2 separate regions of the Homo sapiens genome follow, and region 1 is linked to region 2. A link is an interaction called in ENCODE POLR2A ChIA-PET data of the cell type or tissue named here. Cell type or tissue: K562. All regions are shown on one strand. Links, peaks and the distances in the headings refer to the core of each region. The heading gives the core; the rest is flanking DNA.

Region 1 (10,409 bases), core at 1,647-9,646, 57 kb before region 2:
CGTTTGGTACTCTTACTTTGGAGAACAAGTCATTACAGTAAACCATGTACACCTATTCGGTTTTCTAAAGCTCGCGTTTTTCACATTATCAGGTAAGTACCGAATGCACTGCCTTTAAAGGAACTGAGAAAATAAAAAGGCAAAACTCACTGACAAACTGTGGCAACATGAAATTAATCAGCTGAGCTATCCGAACCACAACTTTCTGCATTTCACGGTGCTTCGTCTTTCAAATTGTATGGCTCTCTCAAGTCCTGGGTTTCCTCCGAATTAAGGCAAGCCTCGTCGCCCATTCCCTGGTCGGTGTCTTTCCGACTCGCGCCCGCCCCTCGGCAGGCCCTCGCAGCCATGCGCCGCACACTGCAGTACTGGCGCGCGTTGCCCGCAGGCGCGGCAGACCCCACCCCGCGGCCGCGCGAGGGGAGGGGGCTCGGGGCTCGGAGCCCGCCTCTGCGGCGGCCAGGCCGGGCGCGGAGTGGGCGCGCGGGGCCGGAGGAGGGGCCAGCGACCGCGGCACCGCCTGTGCCCGCCCGCCCCTCCGCAGCCGCTACTTAAGAGGCTCCAGCGCCGGCCCCGCCCTAGTGCGTTACTTACCTCGACTCTTAGCTTGTCGGGGACGGTAACCGGGACCCGGTGTCTGCTCCTGTCGCCTTCGCCTCCTAATCCCTAGCCACTATGGTGAGTAAGCCGTGCGGCTCCCGGCTGCTTTCAGGGAAGCAGGGAAAAGCGAGCCGGCGGGGCGCTGGGGCCCTGTATACAGCCGGGAAGGGCTGGCCTCAGAGCCGTCCGTTTGGAGGGCGGAAAACGAGGCGAGAGGCCAGGGCGGGAGTGGTGAGACCTCGGTGTGTGTAAATAGCGGGGGCCCGGAAAGGTCGAGGGGCGCCAGGATTTCTTCTCGGACTCTGGAAGGGATGGGGGGCTCGGGCTGCCCTCCGCCGTATCCGGAGCTCTCTTTTGTCGCGTAACTGTGTCCTGGGTGCGGTCCCTCGAGTCCCCGCAGTCCTTTCCAGCGCATGCCCTTACTCCGCCTTGGGTGGACGCGCGCGCGGACTCTTCCAGCCCTCACTTCCTCTTGAGCGCGAAAAGCGGGGGTGGGAAGCAGCTGGAGACAAAAGCGCGCACGCGCGACCGTTACCTTCCCGCCGCTCCTGGGCGGGAAACCGCCACTGCGCTTTGCGCATGCGCTCTGGGTCGCGACGCGACTAGGGCTACAGGGCGTGTCTCCTGTTAACCTGAGTGTTCTTTTTTTGATGAAAGCAATAAGAGGACTGCGGAAGAGCTCCCTGTCAATGTACCGCTCTACACCAGTGTATTACGACAGTTCGTACACAACAGTCTGTAGAGGCCACCTGTCTCTCCCTGCTGCGTTAGGAATTCAGGGGAGCAGGTGGTGGCAGTAAGGGATTTTGAGGGAACGGAAATCGGATCTTGACCCAGATCTGGGCCGCCGATAATCTCCTACTGCGCTCAGACTGCTGTGGAGGTGTTAGGCTGAGCCCGATGCCGGCAGGCAAGGGAGGATGGGCGGCTTGGGCAGCGCCTTTGCAGACGTGGCCATTTCGTGCCTCTGCAGCACCGCCGGGGGGCGCAAGAGCGCGCGCCCGGAATTGCTCATTCATCCTGTGCCGCAGAGCCCCGCCCCTTGTCCCTGCGGACAGACATTTCTTCTGCGCTGGTCTGGCCACGTGCTTCCTGTGCTAGGAGCTGCCCGGAAATGTGACCACCTAGTCTAAAGTGGGCTTCTGGGGCCTGAGCGCTGGATGGATGCCCACCTTCCTGTCTTGGTCCTCCAAAGGAGGAAGCTGTGACTGAGCTGTCTTGGTCTGGAAGGAGGCCTTCCCGGTTTAGGATGGGAAGGTAACATTCATTAAAAGCAACGTAGACTATAGTGTAGCTGTTCTCAAAAGTAGTACATCTTAGAAAAGGATCTTTAGAAAAGATCGCTTTAGAAAAGGAAATTCGTTTTCAGATTACGTGAGTAGCCTAGGTAACACAGCCAGACCTCATCTCCACAAAAAAAATGAAAAAATTAGCCAGCTTGGTGGTCTGTGCCTGTGGTCCCAGCTGCTCCAGAGGCTGAGGTGGGGGGATGACTGGAGCCTAGGCTGCAGTGAGCCTAGATGGCATCACTGCACTCAAGCCTGGGCGACAGACCTTATCTCTAAAAAAATAAAGATTGCATGAGTATTTTGTTCCACTTGACAGTCATCAATAGATTGGTTTAAATTGTGATATCTTTTTTCCTTCCCGCAGCGTGAGTGCATCTCCATCCACGTTGGCCAGGCTGGTGTCCAGATTGGCAATGCCTGCTGGGAGCTCTACTGCCTGGAACACGGCATCCAGCCCGATGGCCAGATGCCAAGTGACAAGACCATTGGGGGAGGAGATGACTCCTTCAACACCTTCTTCAGTGAGACGGGCGCTGGCAAGCACGTGCCCCGGGCTGTGTTTGTAGACTTGGAACCCACAGTCATTGGTGAGTTGACCTCAGTAACCTGAGATCCCAGGATGCTGGGACAGGAGGTCTGTCCAGGGGCTTCTCTTGTCACTCACTCACTCCCTCCGTCCTTCTCTCCCTCCTCCAGATGAAGTTCGCACTGGCACCTACCGCCAGCTCTTCCACCCTGAGCAGCTCATCACAGGCAAGGAAGATGCTGCCAATAACTATGCCCGAGGGCACTACACCATTGGCAAGGAGATCATTGACCTTGTGTTGGACCGAATTCGCAAGCTGGTAAGCACCACATATAAATATGCATTTAATGTGGTGTGATAGTTCCAGTGCAAGTTGGGTGGAGTGACTGACATCATTCATTCTTTGGCACCTACCAAAATGTGGAATAGGCTGCTTGCTATATTAATTGGACTTCTAAATCAGATAGTCCCTAGGTTATGGACAGTTTGTGGATATGTCTGTTTTGCCAATTCCTTGTGCTTACATCAGTGAGATATGGTTCGTAATCTAAAAAGTTGAAATAGAAATTCTAAGATAATGTGTCCTGGCATTAAAATATTACATTTTTTTATTCCCCTACAGGCTGACCAGTGCACCGGTCTTCAGGGCTTCTTGGTTTTCCACAGCTTTGGTGGGGGAACTGGTTCTGGGTTCACCTCCCTGCTCATGGAACGTCTCTCAGTTGATTATGGCAAGAAGTCCAAGCTGGAGTTCTCCATTTACCCAGCACCCCAGGTTTCCACAGCTGTAGTTGAGCCCTACAACTCCATCCTCACCACCCACACCACCCTGGAGCACTCTGATTGTGCCTTCATGGTAGACAATGAGGCCATCTATGACATCTGTCGTAGAAACCTCGATATCGAGCGCCCAACCTACACTAACCTTAACCGCCTTATTAGCCAGATTGTGTCCTCCATCACTGCTTCCCTGAGATTTGATGGAGCCCTGAATGTTGACCTGACAGAATTCCAGACCAACCTGGTGCCCTACCCCCGCATCCACTTCCCTCTGGCCACATATGCCCCTGTCATCTCTGCTGAGAAAGCCTACCATGAACAGCTTTCTGTAGCAGAGATCACCAATGCTTGCTTTGAGCCAGCCAACCAGATGGTGAAATGTGACCCTCGCCATGGTAAATACATGGCTTGCTGCCTGTTGTACCGTGGTGACGTGGTTCCCAAAGATGTCAATGCTGCCATTGCCACCATCAAAACCAAGCGCAGCATCCAGTTTGTGGATTGGTGCCCCACTGGCTTCAAGGTTGGCATCAACTACCAGCCTCCCACTGTGGTGCCTGGTGGAGACCTGGCCAAGGTACAGAGAGCTGTGTGCATGCTGAGCAACACCACAGCCATTGCTGAGGCCTGGGCTCGCCTGGACCACAAGTTTGACCTGATGTATGCCAAGCGTGCCTTTGTTCACTGGTACGTGGGTGAGGGGATGGAGGAAGGCGAGTTTTCAGAGGCCCGTGAAGATATGGCTGCCCTTGAGAAGGATTATGAGGAGGTTGGTGTGGATTCTGTTGAAGGAGAGGGTGAGGAAGAAGGAGAGGAATACTAATTATCCATTCCTTTTGGCCCTGCAGCATGTCATGCTCCCAGAATTTCAGCTTCAGCTTAACTGACAGACGTTAAAGCTTTCTGGTTAGATTGTTTTCACTTGGTGATCATGTCTTTTCCATGTGTACCTGTAATATTTTTCCATCATATCTCAAAGTAAAGTCATTAACATCAAAAGCTTTGTTTCCTGCGTTTTTTTCTAAAAGTGCCTTGGTTTTTAGATTCATCTATACTTGGAGTATAGAGAGTCTGGTGTCAAGGATCCCACTTACTGTGCAGGCACCTCTAGGGAAAAGGGAGCTCAACAGACTAGAAAGGCAGGAGCCCTAGATTCTCAGACTAGTTTACCACCTCAACGCTTGCATAGGGGGTGGGGAAAGTCATTCTGCTAATCTAAAGCTCATTTAGCTCTTCAGAGTAAGACTGGGTAGTTACTAATGAGTAATGTATAGGAAGTGTAAGTTTTGAATATCCACTGAGATGCTGCTGTTTAAAGTGGCCTGCTAACTTGTTAGTGTAATTAAGAAATTTCCAAGTGATCTTTGGCTGGTCATGGTGGCTCACACCTCTGATCCCAGGCATTCAAGACCAGCCTGGGAGACATGATGAAACTCCATCTACAAAAAAAAATTTGGGTGTGGTGGTGTGAGCCTATAAGCCCAGCTACTTGAGAGGCTGACAAGATTGAGGCTGTGGTGAGCTGTGATTGTACCACTGCACTCCAGCCTTGGTGACAGATCCTGTCAAAACAGTGACCTGGGAAAAACATCTGACTAGGAATATTTGAGGGTGGTGAGGTAAAGGCTGTTTCCAGCCCTATTGTGATAGGAAAAAGGACCAGAACTCATGGTGGTCAATAAAAGTCATGCTAGGTAAGAAGGCTAAACAATAAGCCATATGCATTGGTGGGAGAGGACTGCATTACATGAGGATAAAGCGGCAACTTTGGAAAGTTTAGGATAAAAGTTTATAATTTATAGCATTTGGCATGGTTTACATCCTTTCAAGTATTTTGGCTACATGTAACAGACTTGTAGGCACAGAGAATGTAAATAGAGGATTTAACCTAGGAGAAAACGTAGATTTCAAATCCGGAAAGCACAGGAAAATTATGGCTGCTGAAGACCTTGATGTCTTCTTGGTTCAAGACTGAAAGAATACATGAGGCATTTTTTTAAAAAGAAGAGGCCAGGCGCAGTGGCTCATGCCTGTAATCCCAACGCTTTGGGAGGCTTGAGGCGGGTGGATCACCTGAGGTCAGGAGTTTGAGACCAGCCTGGCCAACATGGAGAAACTCCATCTCTACTAAAAATACAAAATTAGCCGGACATGGTGGCGCATGCCTGTAATCCCAGCTACTCAGGAGGCTGAGGCAGAATTGCTTGAACCTTGGGTCAGGTGTGGTGGCTCATGCCTGTAATCCCAAGCACTTTGGGAGGCTGAGGCGGGCAGATCACGGGGTTAGGAGATCCAGACCATCCTGGCTAACACGGTGAAACCCCGTCTCTACTAAAAATACAAAAAATTAGCTGGGTGTGGTGGTGGGCGCCTGTAGTCCCAGCTACTCGGGAGGCTGAGGCAGGAGAATGGCATGAACCTGGGAGGCGGAGCTTGCAGTGAGCAGAAATCGCGCCACTGCACTCCAGCCTGGGCGACAGAGCAAGACGCCATCTCAAAAAAAAAGCAAAAACAGAATTGCTTGAACCCAGCAGGCGGAGGTTGCAGTGAGCCGAGGTTGCGCCATTGCACTCCAGCCTGGGCAACAAGAGCAAAACTTCATCTCAAAAAAAAAAAAAGTAGGGAAGTCTACAATTTTCCCAGTTTTTTGTTTTTTGTTTTTTTAGCCCATAAATCCTATAAATTTACAAAATGTAGTCAGCCCTCCCTATCTGTGGGTTCCATATCTAGATTTGACTAACTGGATTGAAAATACTTGGAAGCAACCGGCCATAGTGGTTCATGCCTATAATACCAGCACTTTGGTCAAGGCGGGAGGATCACTTGAGCCCAGGAGTTTGAGACCAGCCTAGGCAACCTAGGGAGACCCTGTCATTACAAAACTAAAACAAAAACAAATTAGCCAGTGTAATTGTGCTGCTGCATTCCTGTCTGGGTGCCAGAGAAAGACCCTATCTCAAAATATATATTTGGAAAAATGGATAGTTGTGTCTGAACTGAACATATACTTGTCCCCTTTATTCACTAAATGATACAGTATAACAATTATTTGCATAGCATTCACATTGTATTAGGTATTATAAGTAATTTGGAAATGACTTAAAGTATACAGGAAGATGTGTGCAGGTTACATGCAAACACCAGAGTTCTCTATATAAGGAACTTGAGCATTCATGGATTTTGATATCCTCCAGGGATACTAAGGGATGACTGCAACTCTCAGCTCCAAAGGTAATCTGATTTGGCATGAACAATTCAGAGAAAAAGCTTTGGTGGGGAGCCTACAGGCCTAGCATAGCAACAAAAATGTAGCCATCACAGGTTCCAAGGGAAAGCAGACATCTTTATTTATTTTTTATTTTATTATTTATTTTGAGATGGAGTCTCGCTCTGTCTCCCAGGCTGGAGTGCAGTGGTGTGGTCGTGGCTCACTGCAACCTCCGCCTCCCGGGTTCAAGTGATTCTCCTACCTCAGCCTCCCGAGTAGCTGGGATTACAGGCACCTGCCACCAAGCCTGGCTAATTTTTGTATTTTTAGTAGAGTTGGGGTTTCACCATGTTGGCCAGGCTGGTCTCGAACTCCTGACCTCGTGATCTGCCCGCCTCGGCCTCCCAAAGTGCTGGGATTACAGGCATGAGTCGCTGGGTGTGCCGAGCTGCAGACACCTTTAAAGAACTGAGAGGCCCGGGCACAGCAGCTCACGCCTGTAATCCTATCACTTTGGGAGCCCAAAGTAGGTGGATCACCTGAGGTCAGGAGACTGAGACCAGCCAGGCCAACATGGCGAAACCCCAACTCTACTAAAAATACAAAATTAGTGGCTGGGCACGGGGGCTCACGCTGAGATTATGCCACTGCACCCCAGCCTCGGTGACAGAGTGAAACTCTCAAAAATATACAATAAAACATTTTAAGCTGGGCACAGTAGTTCACTCCTGTAATCCCAGCACTTTGGGAGGCCAAGGTGGGTGGATCACCTGAGGTCAGGAGTTCGAGACCAACCAGGCCAACATGGTGAAACCCCGTCTCTACTAAAAATACAAAAATTAGCTGGGTGTGGTGGTGGGCACCTGTAATCCCAGCTACTTGGGAGGCTGAGACAGGAGAATTGCTTGAACCCGGGAGGCAGAGCTTGCAGTGAGCCGAGATCATGCCATTGCACTCCAGACTTGGTGATAAGTGCGAACTCCGTCTCAAAGGAAAAAAAAAATTTTAAAATTGTTTTATACATCAAGATGACTACTATTTTTTTTTTCTTGAGATGGAGTCTCGCTCTATTGCCAGGCTGGAGTGCAGTGGCTCAGTCTCGGCTCACTGCAACCTCTGCCTCCTGGGTTCAAGGGATTCTCCTGCCTCAGCCTCCTGAGCAGCTGGGATTACAGGCCTGCACCACCATGCCCAGCTAATTTTTGTATTTTTAGTAGAGACGGGGTTTTGCCATGTTGGCCAGGCTGGTCTCAAACTCCTGACCTCAAGTGATCCTCCCTCCTTGGCTTCCCAAACTGCTGGGATTACAAGGGTGAGCCACCACACCAGGCCAAGATGAATACTAATAATTATAAGTTAAGGCCTTGGGTTAAATGATATATTATGTGTGGGCCATGGGGGAGGGGATGGCTAGAATGAAATGGCACTGCAGTCATCTTATCTATACCTCTGCCCGGGCAGCAAGTACAGTGCCTGGTAATGCCCATAGAATGCTTCTAGGGAGGCCGGGCGCGGTGGCTCACGCCTGTAATCCCAGCACTTTGGGAGGCCGAGGCGGGTGGATCACGAGGTCAGGAGATGGAGACCATCCTGGCTAACACGGTGAAACCCCGTCTCTACTAAAAATACAAAAAATTAGCCGGGAGTGGTGGCGGGTGCCTTTAGTCCCAGCTACTTGGGAGGCTGAGGCAGGAGAATGGCGTGAACCCAGGAGGCGGAGCTTGCAGGGAGGCGGAGCTTGCAGTGAGCCGAGATCGTGCCACTGCAGTCTAACCTGGGCGGCAGTGAGGCTTTGTTTCCAAAAAAAAAAAAAAATGCTTCTAGGGAACCAAAAATAAATAATGGTAATTTCTCTTAGGCCAGATTCTTTTTCTTTTTCTTTTTCTTTTTTTTTTTTTTTTTGAGACGGAGTCTCACTCTGTCACCCAGGCTGGAGTGCAGTGGCACCATCTCGGCTCACTGCAAGCTCTCCCTCACAGGTTCACGTCATTCTCCTGCCTCAGCCTCCCGAGTAGCTAGGACTACAGGTGGCCGCCACTACGCCCGGCTAGTTTTTTGTATTTTTAGTAGAGACGGGGTTTCACCGTGTTAGCCAGGATGGTCTCCATCTCCTGACCTCGTGATCCACCCACCTCGGCCTCCCAAAGTGCTGGGAATACAGGCACGAGCCACCCCGCCCGGCCAGCCAGATTCTTTTTTTTCTTTTTTGAGACGGAGTCTCGCCCAGGCTACAGTGCAGTGGCGCAATCTCGGCTCACTGCAAGCTCCGCCTCCTGGGTTCACGCCATTCTCCTGCCTCAGCCTCCCGAGTAGCTGGGACTACAGGCACCCGCCACCACACCCGGCTAATTTTTTGTATTTTTAGTAGAGACGGGGTTTCACCATGTTAGCCAGGATGGTCTTGATTTCCTAACCTCGTGATCCACACGCCTCGGCAGCCGGAAGTGCTGGGATTACAGGCGTGAGCCACTGCGCCTGGCCCAGCCAGATTCTTTATTGTTCTACTCAATGTAAACTTTAAGCCCTAAGGTTTTGGAACTCTCACTCTGTTTCAGGGCCCAGGCTTCTTTGTCAAGTCTCAGGGGAGGGGCCTAGGGAACAGAGACATTTGGTTAGCCTCTTGTTCTGTCACTAATCAGGACCCCTTAATCTTCTGGGACTATTTTCCCTTTTACACTATAGATTTCCATTCTGCCTTTCTCAGAAGGGGTAGCAAGTAGGGCTTTAGAGTCTGGAAGGACCTGTAAACTTTTTTTTTTTTTTTTTTTGAGACAGAGTCTCACTGTTGCCCAGGCTGGAGTGCAGTGGCGCAATCTCGGCTCACTGCAAGCTCCGCCTCCCGGGTTCACGCCATTCTCCTGCCTCAGCCTCCCAAGTAGCTGGGACTACAGGCGCCCGCCACCACGCCTGGCTAATTTTTTGTATTTTTAGTAGAGACGGGGTTTCACCGTGTTAGCCAGGATGGTCTCGATCTCCTGACCTCGTGATCCACCCGTCTCGGCCTCCCAAAGTGCTGGGATTACAGGCATGAGCCACGGCGCCCGGCCTTGGACCTGTAAACTTAGAGATGTGCGTCCAAGTTGGGAGATGAGGGGCACTGCATCCCAGGTCTTGACATGTCTGCTCAGCCATACTCCAGAGCTGCTACAGAAGAATAGGCCATTTATTCAGAAAATAAGTATAACTTTTTCTTCTTCTTCTTCTTCTTTTTGGAGATGAAGTCTAACTCTGACATCCAGCTTGGAGTGCAGTGGTGTGATCTTGGCTCACTGCATCCTCCAACTCCCGAGTTCAAGTGATTCTCCTGCCTCAGCCTCCCGAGTAGCTGGGATTACAGGCACCCGCCACCACGCCCCGGCTAATTGTTTTGTATTTTTATTGGAGACAGGGTTTCACCACATTGGCCAGGCTGGTCTTGAATTCCTGACCTCAGGTGATCTGCCTGCCTCGGCCTCCCAAAGTGCTGGGATGACAGGGATGAGCCACCGTGCCCAGCCAATGAACATAATTTTTTTTTTTGAGACGGAGTCTCGCTCTGTCGCCCAGGTTGGAGTGCAGTGGCACTATCTCGGCTCACTGCAAGCTCCGCCTCCCGGGTTCACGCCATTCTCCTGCCTCAGCCTCCCGAGTAGCTGGGACTACAGGCGCCTGCAACCACGCCTGGCTAATTTTTTGTATTTTCAGTAGAGATGGGGTTTCACTGTGTTAGCCAGGACAGTCTCGATCTCCTGACCTCGTGATCCGCCCGTCTCGGCCTCCCAAAGTGCTGGGATTACAGGCGTGAGCCACCGCGCCCTGCCGAATATAAATTTTTAAAAGCCCAAGAAGGGTTTACTTAGAGATGAAAAGGATGATGATAATAACAATGATAACTAAACTTAACTACATAGATACCTTCTTTTTTTAACACAGAATGCTTAAATGCCTTCACAACCTACTGTTCATCCCCTCCTTGAGTTCACTGTTAAAATGAAAAGAGCCCAGTGCCTCATTTTAGAGATGACAG
Region 2 (10,409 bases), core at 1,251-9,250:
TAATCTCAGTGTTTTGGGAGGCTGAGGAGGGATTGCTTGAGGCCAGGAGTTCAAGACTAGCCTGGGAGCGACCCCATCTCTACAAAAAAAAAAAAAAAAAAAATTAGCTGGGCATGGCAGTGCATGCCTGTATAGTCTTAGGCTACTCAGGAGGCTGAGGCAAGAGGATCACTTGAGCCCAGGAGTTATGGGCCACAGTGAGCTATGATGGCACCACTGCACTCCAGCTTGGGTGGCGGAGTGGTACCCTGTCTCTAAAACACAAAAACAGGCTGGGAGCGGTGGCTCACATCTGTAAACCCAGCACTTTGGGAGGCTGAGGTGGGTGGATTGCTTGAGTCCAGGAGTTTGAGACCAGCCTAAACAACATGGTGAAACCCCATCTCTACTGAAAATACAAAAATTAGCTGGGCATGGTGGTGCATGCCTGTAGTCTCAGCTACTCAGGAAGCTGAGGTAGGAGAATCACCTGAGCTGAGGAGTAGAGGCTGCAGTGAGCCAAAATTATGCCACTGCACTCCAGCCTGGGCAATTGGAGTGAGACCCTGTTTCAAAAATAAATAAATAAAAAAAAGTAAAAATAATAAAAAACAAAAAAAATCTTATTCCAAGCCCATTTATCTAACATTAGGATGAATTGCTTCCTTTATTTATATTATTATTATATAAATAATATATAATAAATATGTTTATTATCTATTAAATAATATTTATATATAATATTTTAAAATATTTTTTTGACTTATCTCCAAGTTCTATTTTTCCTTTATTTGATCCTATTTTTTTGATCTTTACTAAATAAACCATTTGTACATTACTTTTTTTTTTTTTGAGACAGAGTCTCGCTCTGTCAGCCAGCCTGGAATGCAGTGGCGCAATCTTGGCTCACTACAACCTCCATCTCCCAGGTTCAAGTGATTCTCCTGCCTCAGCCTCCCGAGTAGCTGGGATTACAGGTGCCTCCCACCATGCCCGGCTAAATTTTGTATTTTTAGTACAGACAGAGTTTCACCATGTTGGTCAGGCTGGTCTCAAACTCCTGACCTGATGATTCACCTGCCTCAGCCTCCCAAAGTGCTGAGATTACATGTGTGAGCCACTGTGCCCGGCCTATGCATTACTTTTTAAAGTGATTGATATTTAATGAACAACTATTTAATCAACCAATATCTTGGTCCTAAAATGTGCAGGTTTTATAGATTGGCTCATGAAACATTTATTTTTTTGTTTTTTTGGAGATGGAGTCTCGCTCTGTTGCCCAGGTTGGAGTGCAGTGGCGTGATCTCGGCTCAGTGCAACCTCCACCTCCCAGGTTCAGGCGATTCTCCTGCCTCCGTCTCCTGAGTAGCTGGGACTACAGGCATGCACCACCATGCCTGGCTAATTTTTCTATTTTTAGTAGAGACGGGGTTTCACCATGTTAGCCAGGCTGGTCTCAAACTCCTGATCTCAGGTGATCCGTCTGCCTCAGCCTCCCAAAGTGCTGGGATTACAGGCGTGAGCTACTGTGCCCGGCCCCAGCTAATTTTTTATATTTTAGTAGATACCGGGTTTCGCTGTGTTGCTCAGGCTGGTGTCGAAACCCTGAGCTCAGCTCAGGCAATCCACCCGCCTTGGCCTCCCAAAGTGCTAGGATTACAGGCGTGAGCCACCGTGCCTAGCTTCTTTTTTTTTTTTTTTTTTTTTTTTTTTTTTTGATACAGGGTCTTTGTTGTCCAGGATGGAGTGCAGTGGCACAAACATGGCTCACTGCAGCCTCAACCTCCTTGGGCTCAGGTGATCCTTTCACTTCAGCCTTCCAAGTAGCTTGAGACTACAGGCACGTGCCACCATGCCCGGCTAATTTTTCTTCTTTTTTTTTTCTGTATTTTTTATAGCAACAGGCTTTTGCCATGTTGCCTACCTAGGCTGGTCTCGAACTCCTGAGCTCAAGCAATTCACCTGTATGGCCTCCCAAAGTCCTGGGATTACAGGCCTGAGCCACCACGTCAGGCCAAAACATTTATTTATAATCACATTGTCTTTTGCCTTCCTTTACTATAGACATTGGAAAAGAAAATGCTAAAATTTCCAGGTTCCCTTACAACTAGAAATGACTATATAAAACAATCTTGTTCAATGAGATGTAGGTGAATATCTGCTGTGAGAGCTTCCCTTACCAGGTAAAAAGAAAAAGTCACAAGAGGAGAAAGCCCTTTGCCTTGGCTCTTTTGCTTTCTCTCTGATTCAAAACAGGAGAATTCAGATGGTTTAATAAAGAGACTATTTACAAAGATGTGGGCAGGGTATAGGGAGACCACAACAGATAGAGCAATGCCCCAAGGTGAATAACAGAAAAGAGGCTGATACTGCTATAGGCATAAAGGCTGAGGGGAGTCACTGAAAACCAGGAGAGAGCTGTGTGTGTGTGTGTTGGAGGAGGCAGCTGCCTTGAGAGGTACTGTGACCTTCAATGGGGGACAGAGCCACTCTCCTCTGTCCATTGAATCTTCTGTGTGTGCTTTCCTTTGGCTGAGCTTCACTGAAAGCCAGGAGACAAGGTCTGCCTCCTGGACATAAATCTGGGTGGAAAAGAATGGAGAGTTCATATGGACGGGACAAGCAGTATAAAAGGCATCTGTTATTTATTTCTGTATCCTAGTGTGCAACACATAGTAAGAGTGCCTGGCACAAAGTAGAAGATGAATATATATATATATATATATATATATTTTTTTAAGATGGAGTCTCACTCTGTCTCCCAGGCTGGAGTGCAGAGTACAATGGTGCAATCCCGGCTCACTGCAACCTCTGCCTCCCGTGTTCAAACGATTCTCCTGCCTCAGCCTCCTGAGTAGCTGGAATTACAGGCATGCACCATCACGCACGGCTAATTTTTGTATTTTTAGTAGAGACGGGGTTTCACTATGTTGGACAGGCTGGTCTCGAACTCCCGACCTCAAGCGATCCGTCCACCTCAGCCTCCCAAAGTGCTGGGATTACAGGCATGAGCCACCATGCCCGGCCTAGGGCTTTTGTGAATATTAAATGAGATAACAATAAAATGCACCTGGCACATAGTATAGTCGAACTCTCTATAAATCTAGGTGATTTCCTTCCTTTCTTCCCTCCTCTACCAATCCTTCCACAAGTCATTTTAACCTTAGCTTCAGAATATCCTGAATTCTCAACTTCATTCAACATGATCACTCTAGTCAAGCGCTCTCATCTCTCACCTGGACTACAGGTAACAGTTTCCTCGCCAATCTCCCTGCTTCCTTTTGCTCCTGTTACCCTCAAACCCCAATCTATTCACTACAGCCAGGGAGATTTTTTAGAAAGACAATTTAGATCATGTCATGCCCCAGCTTAAATACCTTCAAGTACTTAGAATTAGCCCAGACTCCTTTATGTGGCCTGGCCTCTGCCATTCTCTTAGACTTCATCTGCTTTAGGCTAACTGGCTTTCTTTTTTTCTTCCCCTCTTCCTGGAATTTACCCAATTTATTTCCATCTTAACGCCTTAGCATTGGTGGATTCTTCTTGTGAAATCTCCTAGTTGGTTCCTTCAGATCTTAGTTTAAATGGGGTTTCCTATGAGAGAAAGTATCACTAAAGTGGTCATCTCAGCCAGGCTCGGTGGCTCACGTCTGTAATCCCAGCACTTTGGGAGGCCGGGTCAGGTGGATCACTTGAGGCTAGGCGTTCGAGACCAGCCTGGGCAACATAGCAAAACCCCATCTCTCCCCAAAATACAAAAATTAGCCAGTCTCATAACCCTGTCTCAAAATAAATAAAGAAAAAAAATTAAAAATGCTGTATTGTCTTTAAAAAATAAAGTGGTCGGCCGGGCGCGGTGGCTCACGCCTGTAATCCCATCACTTTGGGAGGCCGAGGCGGGCGGATCACGAGGTCAGGAGATGGAGGCCATGCTGGCTAACACGGTGAAACCCCGTCTCTACTAAAAATACAAAAAATTAGCCGGGCGCGGTGGCGGGCGCCTGTAGTCCCAGCTACTCTGGAGGCTGAGGCAGGAAAATGGCGTGAACCCGGGAGGCGGAGCTTGCAGTGAGCCGAGATAGAGCCACTGCCCTCCGGCCTGGTAGAAAGAGCGAGATTCCGTCTCAAAAAAAATAAAAATAAAAATAAAAAAATAAAAAAAATAAAGTGGTCATCTTTCATCACACCATCTTCTACAGCACTTAACACTCTCTGATATTTCCTTGTTGTATGTTTGTTTCTCCCTTCATAAGAGCAGACACATTGTCTGTGATGTCCATGTTCTGACCCCAAAGCTGGAGCAATGCCTGAAACATGTAGTATATACTCAGTATTTGTTGAAAAATGAATATTTGAGGATCATGATGATGAAGAAGAAACCTCAGACTACTTGATCATAAATTCTAGCAATTTCTGCAAGAATAAGAATTGCAGTTTGAAATTAGATGCTGGAAGACTGGAAACCTTGATAGGTCTGGGGCTGAAGGCTGGGGGAAGCAGAAGGAATATACTAGAACTTTGGCGGTTTTCTCCCTATCTAAGGACCCCAGAGACCATGCAAAAGGGAGGGCTAGAATCTTATGACCGGAAACCACAAAACGGGTATTTTCCATCCATAATTCTTCGAAGCCACTTCAGCTAGGCTGTAAATGCGCAAACGCCTTTAGGACCCCGGGTTCCTTTCTGTTTCTTTATGAATGAACCGGCTCCAGTCTGCGCACGCGCAGCTCCCAGTTCTCCCGCTCCACGTGAGGCCCACCCTTCCCTCCTGCTGGCGGCACCGCCCTTACCCATTCTAATGGACCAATGGCGAGCGGCCTGGGGGGCGGAGCCCGGCGCGGCGCGGCTCAGTAGTTCCCCGGGCGCCCGGCTCCCTGGCGTTAGACGTGCTGTGTTGTGATCACGTGGGCAGCTCCGGGCGCGGCGCTTGTTTTGGTTTCCTTCTAACTTGCCCACGGCAGCTTCGGGGTGAGCGACTTTCCTGCACCAGCTGCCGCGCCTGCTCACACCCTGACCTCGTTTTCGGGCTCTCTGAGCCCGCAGTTCCGCAAGCCCCTGGGGCGGGCTCCTGCCATGCCGCTAGTCCGCTACAGGAAGGTGGTCATCCTCGGATACCGCTGTGTAGGTGAGTCTCCGCCCTGCAGAGCTCGGACGCGCAGCAGCTTTGTAGCCAGAAGAGGCGCGCTGCCGTGGGAACGCGACCCAGGGAGGAATGATGACATCGTAAGGATGGGGTTGTAGAGCGAGGATTGGAAGAGTGGAGGAATGGAAGAGTGGAGGATTGGAAGAGTTGGTGGTGTGTGGAGGCTGCAGGAAGCGGGAGCACTTAAGGGTTAATGCGGACCTGGCTGCGGGAATCTCAGAGTGGTCCCAGCGTTACTTTGGGGATAGGGGTGGGGTCACAATTTGAAAACCGGGACGCGGTCTCCGTGGGGACAGATAGTCGCAGGTGTCCTGGGGCGGGGCGGACTTGATCCTAGGGAATCTTGGATCTTCCTACGAGTGGGATGGGGTGGGGAAGGCGGCGGGAAAGGCTTCCTGCTGCGCTTCTGAATGCATCCGGTAGCCAAAGTGCGGAGACCCTGGGTGAAAAGAGGGTGAGGGTAGACACAAAGGATAGCATTGCTTGAGGCACTCACAGACTGTGGTGTTAATTTGGGGTCTCCTTTGGTCCTGGGCCACAGTCCGAAAGGACAGAGGATGTGAATGTGGATGGATGATTTGGATACAACTGTCACACTGCTCCCCACAGGGAAGACATCTTTGGCACATCAATTTGTGGAAGGCGAGTTCTCGGAAGGCTACGATCCTACAGTGGAGAATAGTGAGTAGACTTCTCCCCTAGTGTGCTGGTGGTATGCGACCCGGAGGGCTTGGATACCCCACCCAACTCCATAATTTATTTCTCTGGTGCCAAGGGGCTGATTTATTTAGACATTACATCTGATTTCTTCTTTAGCAATCCTGTTCGATGGATGGCTAGAGTATGGATTTTGCAAGATATTGAGTCTGGGATAGTTTAGATGTAGACATTAAGAACCTTAGCGTGTCTTTCCAGTTACCTGGATAACTCCCTGGAGCTGATCTATCTGTGTCACCCCCAAGGTTAAGAATGTAAGGGGAGGCTGGGCGCAGTGGCTCATGCCTGTAATCCCAGCACTTTGGGAAGCTGAGGCGGGCGGATGGATTGAGGTCTGGATTTCGAGACCAACCTGGCCAACATGGTGAAACCTCATCTCTACTAAAAATACCAAAATTAGCTGGGCATGGTGGCGCACGCCTGTAATCCCAGCTACAAAGGAGACTGAGGTAGGAGAATCGCTTGAACCCAGGAGGCAAAAGTGGCAGTGAGCCAAGGTCGTGCCACTGCACACCAGCCTGGGTGTCAGGGTGAGACTGTCTCAAAAAAAAAAAAAAAAAAAAAAAAAAGCTGGGCACCGTGGCTTATGCCTGTAATCCCAGTTCTTTGGGAGGCCAAGGCAGGTGGATCACCTGAGGTCAAGAGTTCGAGACCAGCCTGGCCAACATGGTGAAACCCCGTCTCTACTAAAAATACAAAAAATTAGCCGGACATGGTGATGGACATCTGTAATCCCATCTACTCGGGAGGCTGAGGCAGGAGAATTGCTTGAACCTGGGAGGCGGAGGTTGCAGTGAGCCGAGATCGTGCCACTGCGCTCTAGCCTGGGCAACAAGAGTGAAGCAATGTCTCAAGAAAAAAAAGAAAAAAAAAAAAGAATAAAAAGAATGTAAGGGGGAAGGGAGTGGGAGGGATGAAGATAAATTGATCAATGGGTACAAATATATAGTTTGATAGAAGAAATAAGACTTAGTAGATCAGTAGGGTGACTATAGCTTACAATAAGCTATTTTACATTTCAAAATAGCTAGAAGAGAAGAATTCAAATGGTTCTAGCATAAAGAAAAGCCAAATATTTAAGGTGATGAATATTCCAGATACACTTATTTGATCTTTACAAATTATATGAATGTATTAAATTGTCACATGTACCCTGAAACTTGGTACATCTATTATTCATCAATAAAACAAAAGTAATTACTTTATTTTTCTTTTCTTTTCAAGACAGTCTCGCTCTGTCACCCAGGCTGGAGTGCAGTGCCGCAATCTCAGCTCACTGCAACCTCCACCTCCTGGGTTCAAGCAATTCTCACGCTTCACCCTCCTGAGTAGCTGGGACTACAGGCATGCACCACCATGCCCAACTAATTTTTTGTATTTTTAGTAGAGACAGGGTTTCACCATGTTGGCCAGGCTGGTCTCAAACTCTTGGTCTTAAGTGATCCGCCTGCCCTGGCCTCCCAAAGTGCTGGGATTACAGGTGTGAGCCACTGCGCCCAACCAATAATCTACTTTAAAAAATGCTGCCAAAAAAAAAAAAAAAGGTAAGGAGACAGCCAGGTGCAGAGGTGCACACCTGTAGTTCCAGCTACTTGGGAGGCTGAGGTGACAGGATTGCTTGAGCCCAGGAGTTCCAGGCTATAGGGTGCTAAGAGTGCGCCTGTGAATAGCCACTGCTCTACAGCCTGGGCAACATAGCAAGACCTCATCTCAAAAAAAAAAAATGTAATTAGCCGGGCATGGTGGCAGGTCCCTGTAATCCCAGCTACTCGGGAGGCTGAGGCAGGAGAATAGCTTGAACCCGGGTGGCAGAGGTTGCAGTGAGCTGAGATCATGCCACTGCAGCCCAGCCTGGACAATAGAGTGAGACTCTTGTCTCAAAAAAAAAAAAAAAAAAAAGTCAGGGGACATACATCGCTGGTCCTATAAGGCACTTCACAGTCAAGTTTTCTTTTCTTTTCAGCTTACAGCAAGATAGTGACTCTTGGCAAAGATGAGTTTCACCTACATCTGGTGGACACAGCAGGGCAGGTACCAGTTGGGGTATGGTATCCAAATGTGGCAGTTCAGCCCTCGGAGATGAAGTCTGGTAGTCTTTGTGGCTCATCCGTAAAGTAGTATTAAAAGCATTTTACCTGCTAACAGTATGCAGGGCTCATTGGAGCTGTTCCATAAATACATGTTGAAGTGACTATAGTAGGGCGTGCCCCAGGGAGGGTCACCTGGATGTTGTCCCACCAACCTTTGCCATCTTAGTGGTTTGGATCTAGGTACTGATGTTTCCCATTTCTTGCCAGGATGAGTACAGCATTCTGCCCTATTCATTCATCATTGGGGTCCATGGTTATGTGCTTGTGTATTCTGTCACCTCTCTGCATAGGTAAGTGACCAAGGTTGTGAGTGCGGGACTTGGGAGAACCTGAGGACTGTCTCATAAAGTTATAGCTCCAATTCTTGTGTTTAAAGCTTCCAAGTCATTGAGAGTCTGTACCAAAAGCTACATGAAGGCCATGGGAAAACCCGGTAAGTGGCCCTGGGGGATAGGGACATAGTGTGGGCATGAGGGGGTGGGAGAGAGCAGAGGGGAGAATTGTCAAGTTAGAGAGGAGGCTCGGATATAGATCCTGCCTGGTCTGATAAGGAGTCGTCCAGCCTTGATGTAAGGAGTTGGGGAATGCGGGGAATGAGGGGATTCTGAAGTAACTGCTGTTTCCTCACAGGGTGCCAGTGGTTCTAGTGGGGAACAAGGCAGATCTCTCTCCAGAGAGGTATGTAAATCTCTGCTACTCAGAGCAAAAGGAAGTGAAATGGACTGGGAATCAGTCAGGCTCTCATCCTGGCTCTTCCACTGACTCAAACAAGTCATTTCACCTCTCTTTGTCTCTAACCTGAAGCTTAAGGAAGATAATACTTCTATCTTAAAAGCCACAATTTCATATTTCAAGCCTCAGTCCTAGATTCACCCATTGTTCCTTTGTTTACCTATATTTTCTCCTTCCACAGCCCTCCTCCCAAAACTTGGGGAAATGGCATGGGTCAGAGAAAGTCTTTTTCTTCTCTATTTTTTTTTTTTTTAGACGGAGTCTTGCTCTGTTGCCCAGGCTGGAGTGCAGTGGTGTGATCTCGGCTCACTGCAACCTCTGCCTCCCGGGTTCAAGCGAGTCTCCTGCCTCAGCTTCCCAAGTAGCTGGGACTACAGGCGCGTGCCACCACGCCCAGCTAATTTTTTGTATTTTTAGTAGAGACGGGGTTTCACCATGTTAGCCAGGATGGTCTCGATCTCCTGACCTTGTGATCCACCCGCCTAGGCCTCCCAAAGTATCGGGATTACAGGCACAAGCAACCGCGTGTGGCCCATTTTTTTTTTAATAGAGATGGTGTTTCCCTGTGTTGTCCAGGCTGGTCTTGAACTCCTGAGCTCAAGTGATCCACCACCTCGGCCTCCCAAAGTGCTGCATTACAGGCATGAGCCACTGTGCCTGGCCAGGAAGTCTTGATTCTGAAGATTTTTCAGAGCACTTACTGACATTTCTATCCTCCATCTTTATGTCCCAAATTTGCTTCCAGAGAGGTACAGGCAGTTGAAGGAAAGAAGCTGGCAGAGTCCTGGGGTGCGACATTTATGGAGTCATCTGCTCGAGAGAATCAGGTGCTGGGCCTGAAGACTAGAAGGGTGGTGATGGTAGCTGTGTTTTCCTTATTGTACTGCTTGGTGGTGGGAATGTTGCGGGAATGGGGCTTTCACCCCAGAGCTGGGTGGTATTGGCACTGAACTGACTTTTGCCCTGAATCCTCTCCTCTTATAGCTGACTCAAGGCATCTTCACCAAAGTCATCCAGGAGATTGCCCGTGTGGAGAATTCCTATGGGCAAGAGCGTCGCTGCCATCTCATGTGAGCCCTTGGGTGTGGGGTAACTGCCTTGCTTCTGCCCCCGGCACTTGCCATGTTCCAGTGGGGGGCAGATCCTCAGGACTTCACGGGTATGGTTGCCAGCTGTGTTCCTGGCCCCTGGACACACAGTGTGGCATCCTCATGTTTGCACACTTTCCCCAGGCTCCAGTGGCCTGGATGTCAATGTTTACAAAGGGGCAAGGACCTCTCATGGACACTGGCCTCTAGCCCTCTGTTTTTGTTTGATGAATTCTGTTATAACCTATGGGGTCAGGATATGAGTCCTGGGCATTATTTATCCAGGACCCATCCTCTTGGGTGGGTTTTGGGTGTTGGCTGGGTAAGGGGAGCCGGGGACTTCTGAAATAGAGCTGGCTCCCTGGGGTGACAATGTATATATGCAAATAAATTGAGAAATCTTTTGTTGTTGACTTCTTTTTCGTGTGTGTGTGTGAGACGGAGTTTCACTCTGTTGCCCAGGCTGGAGTGGTGCAGTGCTGCAATCTTGGCTCGCTGCAACCTCCGCCTCCCAGGTTCAAGCAGTTCTCCTGCCTCAGTCTTCTGCAGGCACCCGCCACCATGCCTAGCTAACTTTTTTATTTTTAGTAGAGATGAGGTTTCACCTAGGCCAGGATGGTCTCGAACTCCTGACCTTAAGTGATCCACCCACCTCAGCCT

Evidence for each region. ChIA-PET counts read pairs that join two places held together with the same protein. Peaks named below come from ENCODE experiments on the same cell type or tissue, not always from the same donor. Only the 100,000 strongest peaks of a DNase experiment are listed, where the experiment ranks them.
Region 1: POLR2A ChIA-PET joins it to region 2 with 10 read pairs; 30 of 35 experiments call an interaction of 5 or more read pairs at or near these places.

What each region holds. Positions count from the first base shown.
Region 1 is chr12:49,121,567-49,131,975 of GRCh38, reverse strand. It overlaps TUBA1B (tubulin alpha 1b), which reads left to right and starts at 581. Exons shown (of 4, transcript NM_006082.3): 1 at 581-678; 2 at 2,254-2,476; 3 at 2,586-2,734; 4 at 3,038-4,194. The coding sequence starts at 676. The coding sequence ends at 4,018. TUBA1B-AS1 (TUBA1B antisense RNA 1) reads right to left here and starts at 370. Exons shown (of 2, transcript NR_183484.1): 1 at 151-370. RefSeq lists a silencer at 253-652 and enhancers at 853-942, 1,456-1,750, 3,297-3,796, 3,797-4,298. In K562, for the core only: no CTCF peak of the experiment used is centred there; no DNase peak of the experiment used is centred there; H3K4me3 peaks cover 935 bases.
Region 2 is chr12:49,064,429-49,074,837 of GRCh38, reverse strand. It overlaps RHEBL1 (RHEB like 1), which reads left to right and starts at 4,859. Exons shown (of 8, transcript NM_144593.3): 1 at 4,859-5,104; 2 at 5,732-5,803; 3 at 7,803-7,870; 4 at 8,137-8,219; 5 at 8,306-8,362; 6 at 8,560-8,607; 7 at 9,407-9,488; 8 at 9,646-10,162. The coding sequence starts at 5,053. The coding sequence ends at 9,735. RefSeq lists enhancers at 4,416-4,465, 4,836-5,145 and a silencer at 4,696-4,815. In K562, for the core only: a CTCF peak has its summit at 5,156; DNase peaks (open chromatin) are centred at 4,747 and 5,127; H3K4me3 peaks cover 1,556 bases.